Linked DNA regions of Homo sapiens: region 1 is linked to region 2. The links are chromatin contacts, found by Hi-C in ENCODE. All regions are on one chromosome and are shown on one strand. The core of a region is the stretch at or near the end of the contact, and the rest is flanking DNA. Distances in the headings are between cores, read along the strand shown.

The links. A loop is a pair of places that touch in the nucleus more often than their neighbours do. Pooled maps may share reads with other maps.
Region 1: a loop to region 2 is called in a map of natural killer cell, with 12 times the contacts of the local background. The contact joins the promoter of RPL39L here to the promoter of ETV5 in region 2. A Hi-C loop is called at or near these places in 2 of 168 maps with a recorded cell type or tissue (endothelial cell of umbilical vein and natural killer cell), 2 of 37 single-sample maps with no recorded cell type and 9 of 50 pooled maps.

The regions. Positions count from the first base shown.
Region 1 is chr3:187,137,153-187,143,094 of GRCh38, forward strand. It overlaps RPL39L (ribosomal protein L39 like), which reads right to left and starts at 2,344. Exons shown (of 3, transcript NM_052969.3): 1 at 2,061-2,344. RefSeq lists enhancers at 1-360, 1,550-2,056, 1,925-2,024, 2,065-2,214 and a silencer at 2,255-2,484.
Region 2 is chr3:186,105,525-186,110,982 of GRCh38, forward strand. ETV5 (ETS variant transcription factor 5) reads right to left here and starts at 3,565. Exons shown (of 13, transcript NM_004454.3): 1 at 3,416-3,565; 2 at 300-418; 3 at 101-188. The coding sequence starts at 344. RefSeq lists enhancers at 2,288-2,347, 3,106-4,084 and silencers at 3,118-3,217, 3,248-3,877.

The sequences.
Region 1 (5,942 bases), core at 1,094-3,593, 1.0 Mb after region 2:
TGAGTCAATGCACTCCAGCTTGGGCAACAGAACAACACTCTTCCTCAAAAAAAAAAAAAAAAAAAAAAAAAAGTGTCAGGTGCAGTGGCTCACACCTGTAATCCCAGCATTTTGGGAGGCCAAAATGCTCAGGATCACCTGAGGTCAGGAGTTCCAGACCAGCCTGGCCAACATGGTGAAACCCCGTCTCTACTAAAAATACAAAATAATTAGACAGCGTGGTGGCACATGCCTGTAGTCCCAGCTACTTGGGGAGGTGAGGCAGGAGGATCACCTGAACCCGGGAGGCGGAGGCTGCAGTGAGCCGAGGTTGCACCACTGCACTCCAGCCTGGGCAACAGAGTAAGACTCCGTCTTCAAAAAAGAAAAAGAAAAATTGGCCGGGTGCGGTGGCTCACGCCTGCAATCCCAGCACTTTGGGAGGCTGATGCGGGCAGATCATCTGAGGTCAGGAATTCGAGACCAGCCTGGCCAACCATGGCCAACATGGTGAAACCCCGTCTTTACTAAAAATACAAAAATTAGCCGGGTGTGGTGGCAGGCACAGCTACCACAATCCCAGCTACTCGGGAGGCTGAGACGGGAGAATCACTTGAACCCAGGCAGCAGAAGTTGCAGTGAGCCAGGATTGCGCCACTGCACTCCAGCGACAGAAGGATACTCCGTCTCAAAAAAAAAAAAAAAGGAAAAAAAGAGACTTTAAAAGCTGGTGTGCGTTTTAACATTTGTAGCACATCTTTTTTCAGACCAGCCACATTTCAAGTGCTGAATAGCTACATGTGATTCAATGAGCTTTGGTCAGCTCAGCTTTACAACCTCTCAGGTTCTTTCTCTAAGCAAACTCTCTTAGGTTCTGAAATTGAGAAGGCGTGGAGGGTGACTATTGGATTACAAAGCCTTTATGATTCCAACAACTCTCAGTTAATAGAAGCATCCGTCCTGTCTCTTGATGTCCTAGTGACTAAAGACATGTCTAGAGAAGAAACTCTTTTAACTATATTTTTATATAGTTACATGACAGCCTTTGAGAAAATTGAGAATTAAGGCCAGGCCCAGTGCAAAATGAAAATGTTGTGGAGGTGGCGGGGAGGGGAGGCGGGTGCTGGTTTAAAAATTAAGAATTTCAAGATTGCCATAGCAGAGCAAGAAAGTAAGTACAGGGCCCTTCTGAGCCCTATGTGACTGCACGGGTGGGACCCTTTTGAAGCTAGTCCTGGTCAGGGTTTATGTCTCTGGATGAATCCAGATGTGTAAAAGGCAAGGAAGTGGCGAGATTCCTTGGGCTATCTTTGAGAAACGGGGACCTTAAAGGAGACTGCAAAATCTTACCTACTGGAATTAATGGAGGAAAAGAAAGTGTTTGCGCCTGTGAGAACGCCTTGGAAAGAGGCAGTGAGCAGATGAGGCAGATAGGTAAGACACTTGGTTTTGCTGATTAAACCACTGATGAATCAGTGCCACTCACATCCTGGGTAATTCTAGGGACACTAGTTGGACAACGCTGACATCTGAAGAGGTGGCAGGGCGGAACATGGATCCCTTTAAGGCTACTTTATTGTCGATTTCCTCCTTCTCTAAGCTAGAAACAGGGGGTGCCTGAGTGGCCTCCAGAAGCCACTACTGTAGGCCAGGAGCAGTGCCTCACGCCTGTAATCCCAGCACTTTGGGAGGCCGAGGCGGGCGGATCACCTGAGGTCGGGAGTTCGAGACTGGTGTGACCAATATGGTGAAACCCGTCTTTACTAAAAATACAAAAATTAGCCGAGTGTGGTGGCGCGCGCCTGTAACCCCAGCTACTCAGGAGGCTAAGGCGGGAGAATCGCTTGAATCCGGAGGCGGAGGTTGCAGTGAGCCGAGATCACACCACTGCACTCCAGCCTGGGCGACGGAGGGAGACCCTGTCTCAAAAAACAAACAAACAAACAAACAAACAAAAACGCTACTACTGTTGGAGTCGGCTTGAGCTGTGGCATTGTTGTTTCCAGCCCGTGACCCTCACGCCGCCCTGCTCGTTGGGCGGACCGGGCCCTGGCGGCGGGTGAGGAGGAACCTTTACTTACCGGCGCCCTGGCCTCTGCTTTTTTCCCACTCTAGGACGCAAATCTCGATCTGCAAGGGCCTGGGGCGCGGGCGGAAAAGGCGGGCCCAGCTCCCTCAGGTCTGCGTGTCACCGACCCGAACCCGCTCCGTCGTCCTGACGCCCCCGGCCTAGCTGCAGCCACCTTGTCGCAGGGGCCTTGGTGTCTCTGAGACTCCGAGACGCCTCGCCCCCACCTGGCGTTCGGAGGCGGTTGCCTCGCTGGGCGCAGCAATTCAACCGCCGCGCGCCGGATGCTAAGACCGCGATTTCCCCGGATGCTAGGGCGGTGATTTCCCCCGTGACAGGCCCCGCCCCGGCCCCGCCCAGGCCCGGGCGGTCCCGCCCCACTGAGCTGTGGCTCGGGGAGCCGTGGGTCCGACTCCTGCGTGTGATGTGTCACCAAGTTGACTTTGGGGTCCCCCATTCTTCCTTAGTTCTCTATTTTACCTCAGCGCGTTGTCTAGCTGCTGCCTGGCCACGGTACTTAGCACACAGCGTGACTTAATACTGGATAAACGAGGAAAGGATTCGTACGCCCTGGCGGGGCCAGAGGCTCACAGCTTGGGTTCCCGCGAGCACACGAGCCAGGAACCGCCAATGCCTCCAGGGGGCGCTCTCCCTCCCATCGAGCCACCGCCGGGCCATTGGAGACCAGGAGGACCTCTCAGCTCCATCCCTGCGTCTCTAACAATTGTCTCATTTCCCTGCCTGGAGTCAGTATTACCACTCCCATAACACAGATTTTTAAAATGCAACTAAATTTTAAACGAGTCACTTTATTTAAAAACAACATGAACAAAATGGGATTTCTGCTAATGCAAATATCTATACAAATTTAACGATTTTGGTTCTAATTCTAGATGAAAAGTCAAATCTCCTGTTACATATGAGAAAAGTCAAATCTCCTGTTACATATTAGAAGTTTACCTCTTGTTACCTTTACTGCAACTGCAATGGCAGTTTCAACTGTTTCAACCAAGTAATGTAGTTGGAAATGCTGTTATTAGAAGTATATCTTCCCAGCATTTCGGGAGGCCAAGGTGGGTGGTTTACTTCAGGTCAGGAGTTCGAGACCAGCCTGGCCAACATGATGAAACCCTGTCTCTACAAAAATACAAAAACTAGCCAGGCGTGGTGGCGGGTGCCTGTAATCCCAGCTGCTCAGGAGGCTGAGGCACGAGAATCGGTTGAACCCTGGAGGCAGAGGTTGCAATGAGCTGTACTCCAGCCTGGGCAACAGAGTGAGACTGCATCTCAAAAAAAAAAAAAAAAAAAAAAAAAAAAAAAAAAAAAAGTGGATATGACAGTTCGAATTAGATCTAAAACCTTTCCTAATTACACCAGTTAAATCATGAAATCATGCAATAGTAGAACAGGTGTCTTACCTACCTGCATTATCCTGTAAATATTGACATGTTATTCTACATAATCATAAACTGACCGATCACACATATCTTTAAATCTAATCATCATAACTAAAAACTGTATTTGAATAAAATTAGTGTATTTCTAAATCTGTCTTTAACAGACACAAAGATGTAAATTTGAAATGTCTTGGTAAATGAGGTTAACACAATATAAATATTTTTGACGAATTCATCATAATTTGTTCATTTTAAGGAGATTGATTTTATTTTCTTGAAGCTTAAGGAGGACTTTGACATTTTAAATGTATCTAAAATTTAAATTTTATTAAATTTTACATTTCACATTTCTTTTTTTTATTGATTGAAACAAGCATTTCACATTTCATATTTCTTTTTTTTATTGATTGAAACAAGCATTCCATAGTCATTTCAAATAGTGTACAAAGTATTTTAAAATGTTTTTCTGGCCGGATGCAGTGGCTCACGCCTGTAATCCCAGCACTTTGGGAGGCCGAAGCGGGTGGATCACCAGGTCAGGAGATCGAGACTATCCTGGCCAACATGATGAAACCCTGTTTCTACTAAAAATACAAAAATTAGTCAAACGTGGTGGTACGTGCCTGTAGTCCTAGCTACTCAGAAAGCTGAGGCAGGAGAAGCGCTTGAACCTGGGAGGCGGAGGTTGCAGTTTTTCTTCAAAGACCTATCTGATTTCCATATGCAGGATAACACATTCAAACTCTTATTTGTTGTTAATGTAAGCTTTAATTCATATAGTTGTTTTTTTTTTCTTTGAGGAGTCTCTATCGCCCATACTGGAGTGCAGTGGCACAATCTCACTGCAACCTCCGCCTCCCAGGTTCAAGTAATTCTCATGCTTTAGCTTCCCAAGTAGCTGGGATTACAGGTGCATGCCAACATGCCTGGCTAATTTTTGTATTTTTAGTAGATACAGGGATTCACCATGTTGGCCAGGCTCGTCTCGAACTCCTGACCTTTGGTCATCCACCTGCCTCAGCCTCCCAAAGTGTTGGGATTACGGGGTGAGCCACTACGCCAGGCCTGCTTTTAATTTTGTGAATGGTCTTGATAACATTTCATTGTTCATTGATTAAATTCATTGTTGTGATGTTTTAAGCTTGGTGACTTAATGTTGTTGATGAACAATGCAACTAGTTGCCAAAAGCCTGATATTACACTTTACTACCCAACTACAGCTGATGCTCAAATAATGACATTGGGATATGATTTTAAAATTTATTTTCCTGAAATAATGTGTGTGTCAAATCTTAACACCCCATTGTATTCCTTGTCAGTAACTTTGAAGACAACAACAACAAAAAACCTCCTTATCTTTATATCACTGTTTTGGCCTATTTGCATTGCTATAAACGAACACTTGAGGATGGATAATTTATGAAGAAAGATTTATCTGGCTCATGTTCCACAGGCTGTATAAGAAGCATGGTGCCCACATCTACATCTAGTGAGAGCCTCAAACTGCTTTCACTCATGGTGCAAGGGAAAGGGGAGCAACTTGTGCAGAGATCACATGGCAAAAGACGCAAGAGAGAGTAGAGAGGGAGGCTCTTTTTAAATATCAGCTCTCAAGGTGTATTAGTCCATTTTTACACTGCTAATAGAGACATACTGGAGACTGGGTAATTTGTAAAGGAAAGCAGTTTAGTTGACTCACAGTTCTCCATGGCTGGGGAGGCCACACAAAATTTACAATCATGGTGGAAGAGGGAGCAAACATGTTCTTCTTCACATGGCAGCAGCAAGGAGAAGTGCTGAGCAAAAGGGGGAAAAACCCCATATAAAACTATCAGACCTCATGAGAACTCAATCGCTATAACAAGAACAGCATGAGGGTTAACTGCCCCATGATTAAATTATCTCCCACTGGGTCCCTCCCACAACATGGGGATTATGGGAACTACAATTCACGATGAGATTTGAGTTGGGCACAGCCAAACCATATCACGAAAGCACTAAGAGTGCGAAGTCACCATCCCCCAGAGAGGGCATTAATATATTCACGAGGGATCCACCTTAAACCTCAGGACCCAAATATTTCCCATCAGGCCCCACCTCTAACATTAGGGATCAAATTTCAATATGCAGTTTGGGGGACGAACGTCCAAAGTATAGCAATCAGCCTTTTAAAACTTACCCTTTTCATTTTGAGATAATTGCAGATTTACCTGCAGTTGTAAGAAGTAGTATAGGGGCTGAGTGTGGTGGCTTATGCTTATAAACCCAGTGCTTTGGGGGGCCAAGGTGGGAGGATCTCTTGAGCCCAGGAGTTTAAGACAGTCTGGGTCATACAGCAAGACCCTGATCTACAAAAAATTGAAAGTTAACCAGGCATGGTGGTGTGCATCTGTAATCCAGCTACTTGGGAGGCTGAGGCGGGAGGGTGGCTTGAGTCCAGGAATTTGAGGCAGCAGTGAGCTACAATCACATCACTGCACTCCAGCTTGGTTGGCAGA
Region 2 (5,458 bases), core at 2,315-4,814:
GAGGATATTTCTTTCGCTAGGGAGAAGACAGGGAAGAATCTACACGCTACTGTCACTGGGAGCAGGGAAGCCACAACATAATCAGGGAAAGCTTTACTACCTTCAGAATCGTGAGCCAGATCTGTGTCCAAAAACTTCCTCTTTCTGTCAATCACAGGCCGCCCTCTGCATTCCTCAGATCGAGATTTCTGAAAGAGGCCAACAGAAAGTGAAGGCTCAAGTGTAGTAAAGAGGTCCACAGGGGGAAGACTCATATTGGAGAGGGAGGACAAAACAAACCAAAAGCCACATAAACTTACCCCTGGGACCATAAAAGGGACTTGCTGATCATAAAACCCGTCCATGGTGCTTTCAGCGTCTCTAATACCACTTTGAGAGGTTTCAGCATTGAGTAATTTCTGGGGGAAAAGGGATCCTCCTGTAATATGAATTTGGGAGATTTTAACTAAGAGGGGGGAAAAAAAGAAATGAAACAATTTTAGACTGCCTTTTTTTTAGGGCCTGTGCAAAATTATTACCCTTCTGTGAAGTACTTAAAACCTACTCAAGGTGCAAGCTTTACACACCAATGCCGGGCTTGATTAATGGTATCAGAGGTACAGGATGTACTCCGTGCCAAATCCATTTACCCAGTCATCATTTTTTCTTTCTTATTTAAATCATTAAAATTACAGATTTGCTACTGTCTGTTCTCTACCAAAACAAAAATAAATAAATAAAATAAAATAAAAGGGTGATTTCAAGATTCTCTCATATACTCCAGGGCATTTGTAGTAGGGTTTTTAAAAAAGAGATAATTTAATTTTTGACAGTACAGTGTCAGGAAGCAGAGAAACTGGGTTTAAGTATTCCAAATTATTGGCAATTAAAGATCTGACATACATGGTGTTTCCAAAAGCATTTTGTAGGTCACTGTTAAAACACTATATATAGTTCCTGGAATAAATTGATCAGAGGTATACTTATCTTCACACACAACTCTTTATTTAAAAGAGGACTAAACAGATATAGCATCTGTAATGTCACAAATATCTCCCTGGTTACTTACAGAGATATTTGTGACATCTCCAACTTCTAAAAGAGTAAAATGTCTATGAAAAGTAATGGATTAAAAAAACTAATTCCATTGCATGTGGTACAATGCATCTCTACCAAAGGTCTTTTAAAACTTAGGCTGTTTCATATAGCGGAATCATTTTTTTCTAGACATACCCCCCCACCCCCAAATGAAACTCATTTCAGGACGGGTAAGTGTGTGAGTCTGGGGAAAAAGGGTGGGGTTAGAAGGGAGAAAACTTCTCCTAACGTGAGTGGAATAAAGTAACAATTTCAGGGAGGTACCATCTTCCTAAACACTTTTATTCTTCAAATAAAAACACCGTTAAGTCAACAAAAGGTGGAAAAACATTAATTTCACTCACTCCAGCTCTAAGCAATTCAAAATGCTTAAAGGTCAACTTCTTTTGTTTGACATATACACAATTTTAAACAGGAAACTTTTCCCCCGGTGAGCAATTCCATCCAATTTGTTTTTCACACTGTGTGTAGCATATCAAATTTTTCATAAGTGGGCAGGATACAAGGACACCCTTCACAGCCAGCATCCTCCGCAGCACTTTGGCCCAAGGAATCAGATATTTTCAAAGTCAAAGGAAAGAGAGGAGCAAAATAGCACACAGTTCATAACTTCCTAGAAAAACACTCGCGCCAGCCTGCCTGCGTGCCCCGTCCAAACACCACAAGAAATGTTCAGAATAACGCCTCTCTCAAATGCCACCAAACCGTATACAAAATCTGAGAAACCTCAGCAGTGAGTTGAGGGGCATGAAAGAGAGAGTGCTCTGTCGCTTAGGAAAATCTGTCAGATTAAATCATGGCCTAAGACATTTTGTGAATGTGTTAGGAGGAAGGGGACAACCAGTAGAAGACGGGAGGGGGAGATATTTTTCAGTCTCATGATGAAATACTTCACCCGGAAGAGCAAAAAAAATTCTAAAAAATTAAAAGAAATAAACTGCCATAAACGAACGGAAAAGAGGCATTCCAGGGTTAGAAAAATTGTATTCCAAGTATAATTTTTTTAAAAGCCTGAAGGAAAGGCTCGAGTTCATCCAGGAGTTTAAACCACTTCCTTTGCCCCCCCACCACCCGCGCCCCGGGCGCCCCCAGGAAAACTTTAGCACAGCGCAGCGGCGCGATCCAGGCCCCTCCCCTGTGGCGCGCAGCGGGCCCGGTTTTATGAATGGGAGAGCGAGCCGCGGCCGCCACATCAGGTAGAGGCTGTAACTGGATCTCTAGCGCTGGGCCCCATTCACAAAACAAGACACACTTCCACCCAATTCTCAGCCTTCCCCATTCATGAAAACTCCTTCAGCTGCGCCCCCGCCCCCATTTCCAACGCACGCCCAGCCTCCGACGCAGGCCCCTCACCCCAGCGTTTTAGGAAGAAAGCTCAATGCTTCATTCACAAAAAGGGAAGAAAAAAAAAAAAGCCGCAGGGAGCAGCGAGCCAACGAAAGAAACCCGCTTCATTCATAAAGTCACCCACATTCATAAAAACGAGGTGCGGCGCCCGGCGCTACCAACCGCTTCCAATCCCCCCACCCCCAACATCTCTCCCTGGCACCCCCTCGTCGACCAGGAGTTCGGTTCCCCCCCGAGTTTTCTCCACCCTCTGAAAATGCGGCCGGAACCCTAATCCGCTGCGAGGCTGCAGCATCTTTCGGTGCTGTCCCCTCCACACCCGTGTTATCCCCACCATCCCCAGGCCGCTGTTCCGGTGCGCCCCGATTTTCTCGAGTCGCCGCACAGCCGGACGCCCTCAGCCTGCTGGGTGGGAGCAGGGCGACTGGATGTCCACTTTCCACCACCTGAAACTTGCAAGGCCTGCGTAAGTTCCTGGTCGACCCCCGCCCCCGCAGGCTGCACTTGCCTGTGTCATTTACCCCCTCCCGGTGCTCTGGGGGGCAGCGCCTCTCAGACATTCCCCTCAAACTGCTTCCCGCCCCCTCCTCCCAACTGCGGAGCTCCGCCAAGCGTCTCTTCTCGCGAGCCTCCAAGTCCCCTCGGGGCTCTCGAATCTCCAGAGACTGTGAAAGCCTCGCAACTCCGCGATCCCCCATCCACTCGGGAGCCCCCGCACTCGCGCTCCGGGGCGCCTCCCCCACGACGTGTGGAAAGCCGCTCTCCCCGCGCTCCGGAACCGTTAGCCGCACCCGCCCGACGCCTCCCAGGAACCAAACCGGACCGGGCCGCGGGGGGAGGGGGCGGTCAACCCGGGGGGGGTCACCCCAGCTACTGCACCCCGACTTTGAAGATTCTGAATCAGCCCGTGAACTCTAGCCGGCTGGGCCTGTCGGACCAGTGGCCGGACGCCCCTTCCGATCTCCCCCCTGCCCCCGCAAAGCCCCCTCACCTGAGGCGGCCTCTCTCCTCCCCTTGCAGCGGCCCCGGCGGCGCAGGCGCGCTCACGCACGCGCGCAGCGGGCCTGGGCGCCTGGGCGAAAGGCTGGGCCGAACCGCTCCGAAGACGGTGAACCGCTCCGCGCACCAGCGGCTGGACTCTGCGCCGCAGCTGCCAACCAGGCTGGAGCGCTGGCCCGGCCCCCCGCGGCTCGCTGCTCCGCCCGCCGCCATTGGCCCGCGGCCCTAGCCCAGCCTTGTTCCCATTGGCCAGAGGCCGTTCCCGCGGCTGTCCATCACCTCTTGTTTACCCTGTCTGCGGGCAAATCCAACCAAGCCGCCCCATCAACTCCGGCCCCCATTGGCCAGCGGTGCATCTCTCTCCACCCCCTCAGGGGTCTGTTTTACATAATTTATGCACCGGGGGCCATTGGCCAATCAGCACAGGCTTGTTTATATAATGAATGTAAGGACGTTTTTCATTCATAAAAAACGCGACCTGAGGGGGAAGCTTAGCTGAGTCAGTGAAGCACTTAAAGGGGCCGAGGCCAGGAGGAGCCGCCGTTACTTCCCTTCTCGCCGCTCTCCCGACTTTTCACCGAGGCACGACTCTTCCCCCTTACCCACTCACCCCCACTTCTCCATCCAGCAAAGCCCCGACCAGAATTGGGTCTCTTGGCGCCAGACGTTCGCAGCTGCAGCACCAAGCAAAGTTATCATTTTAGAATTCAGGGGAGAGGAATTCGTCATTCCACACAAACTCGCTGACCGACCTGGGCGTTTAGCCCACAGAAACACAGAAAACGGAAACCGAGCCCTCTAATCTTAGTTACCTTTAAGAGAGGCCTTAATTTCTTTTAACCAGGTTTCCAGTGGGAAGAATAAGCAGCATCTCCTTTTAAAATCTCAGCTCTCAAACAGATTTTTGTTACTATTTTGTACTGGCAAGGCCTAAGACCCAACCAAATCCCGTTTTCTCTTTAACTGCGGCTCGTAACCTCCGCCAGAGTGGGTTCTGTAGTCGAGGTGAGACAGGGTTCGGGCTCAAAGAAATCCTCTCCGGGGACAGCAGCAGCCAGTCCACCGACCTGGAAACCTAAATCCCTCCGAAACGGGCATGCAGACTCAGACTTTTTGCCTCCCTCCCCGGGCTGCTTGTTTTCCATTTAAGTATTGAATGCAAGATGGTGTATTTGCGAATTAGATCCCGTGCAGCTGGGAACGACGAGAAGCGGCTCTGCTTGCCAAACGATAGGGCACTAACTGCAATTGCTGAGATTCTTAACAGGGTGTTCCAGGAAACAAATAAACAAACAATCCTCTCCCCTCTCCGCCCCCTTACCCCCTCCTGTGAAGGCCGTGGGGCGGCTCTATCTTCTCTCCGGGGATGCTGGGGGCCTGTGACGGAGCTCTGTTCTCGTCCTGCTGGAGTGCCCTGCCATTCACGCCGCGTGCCAGCGGTGGGGAGGAAAGATGCTAAGTGACAGGAGAGAGCCCCTAGCAATGGGGGTCCCACGGTGGCCAACTCTGGGGCAGTTCCTGCCCCTGCCACCCCCACACTTAAGTCAAAGGTTCTTTCCTATCTCCACTTGTGTCTCTTAAACAGAGCGGACACTTGGTCTGTCGTTTATAGCCCTTGAAATGTTGGCGTGCCCCTAAGCAACCTGCAGCACCCGTGTTGAGTCCTGGGCTCAGCACTGACCAGGCACGCTGGAGCTGTTGACTTTGGAAGACTGAAATGGGCATGAGTTGATGGATGGAAAGTACTCTGAACATGTAACAAGCAGTTCCTTGAGATCTAGTTTCCTGGTAGAACATTTTGCTTCCGACTCCAGTTTTCCCTTAGTGCCCTTTTTCTTTCTCCAGGTGGTACCGTTTCTGTTTGGTGGCTGGAGATCTTACACTAGTACAGTTGTGCTCTGAGCTTATTGCTGACATTCCTGAGAGCTCTATCTCCCTAGCTAGATGAAGGGCCCAGGTAAGCTCCCAGATCCTCCTCCTCCCCAATTTTGTCTACCCCCACTCCCGCTCCTCCCCATCCCATCCCATGACATCC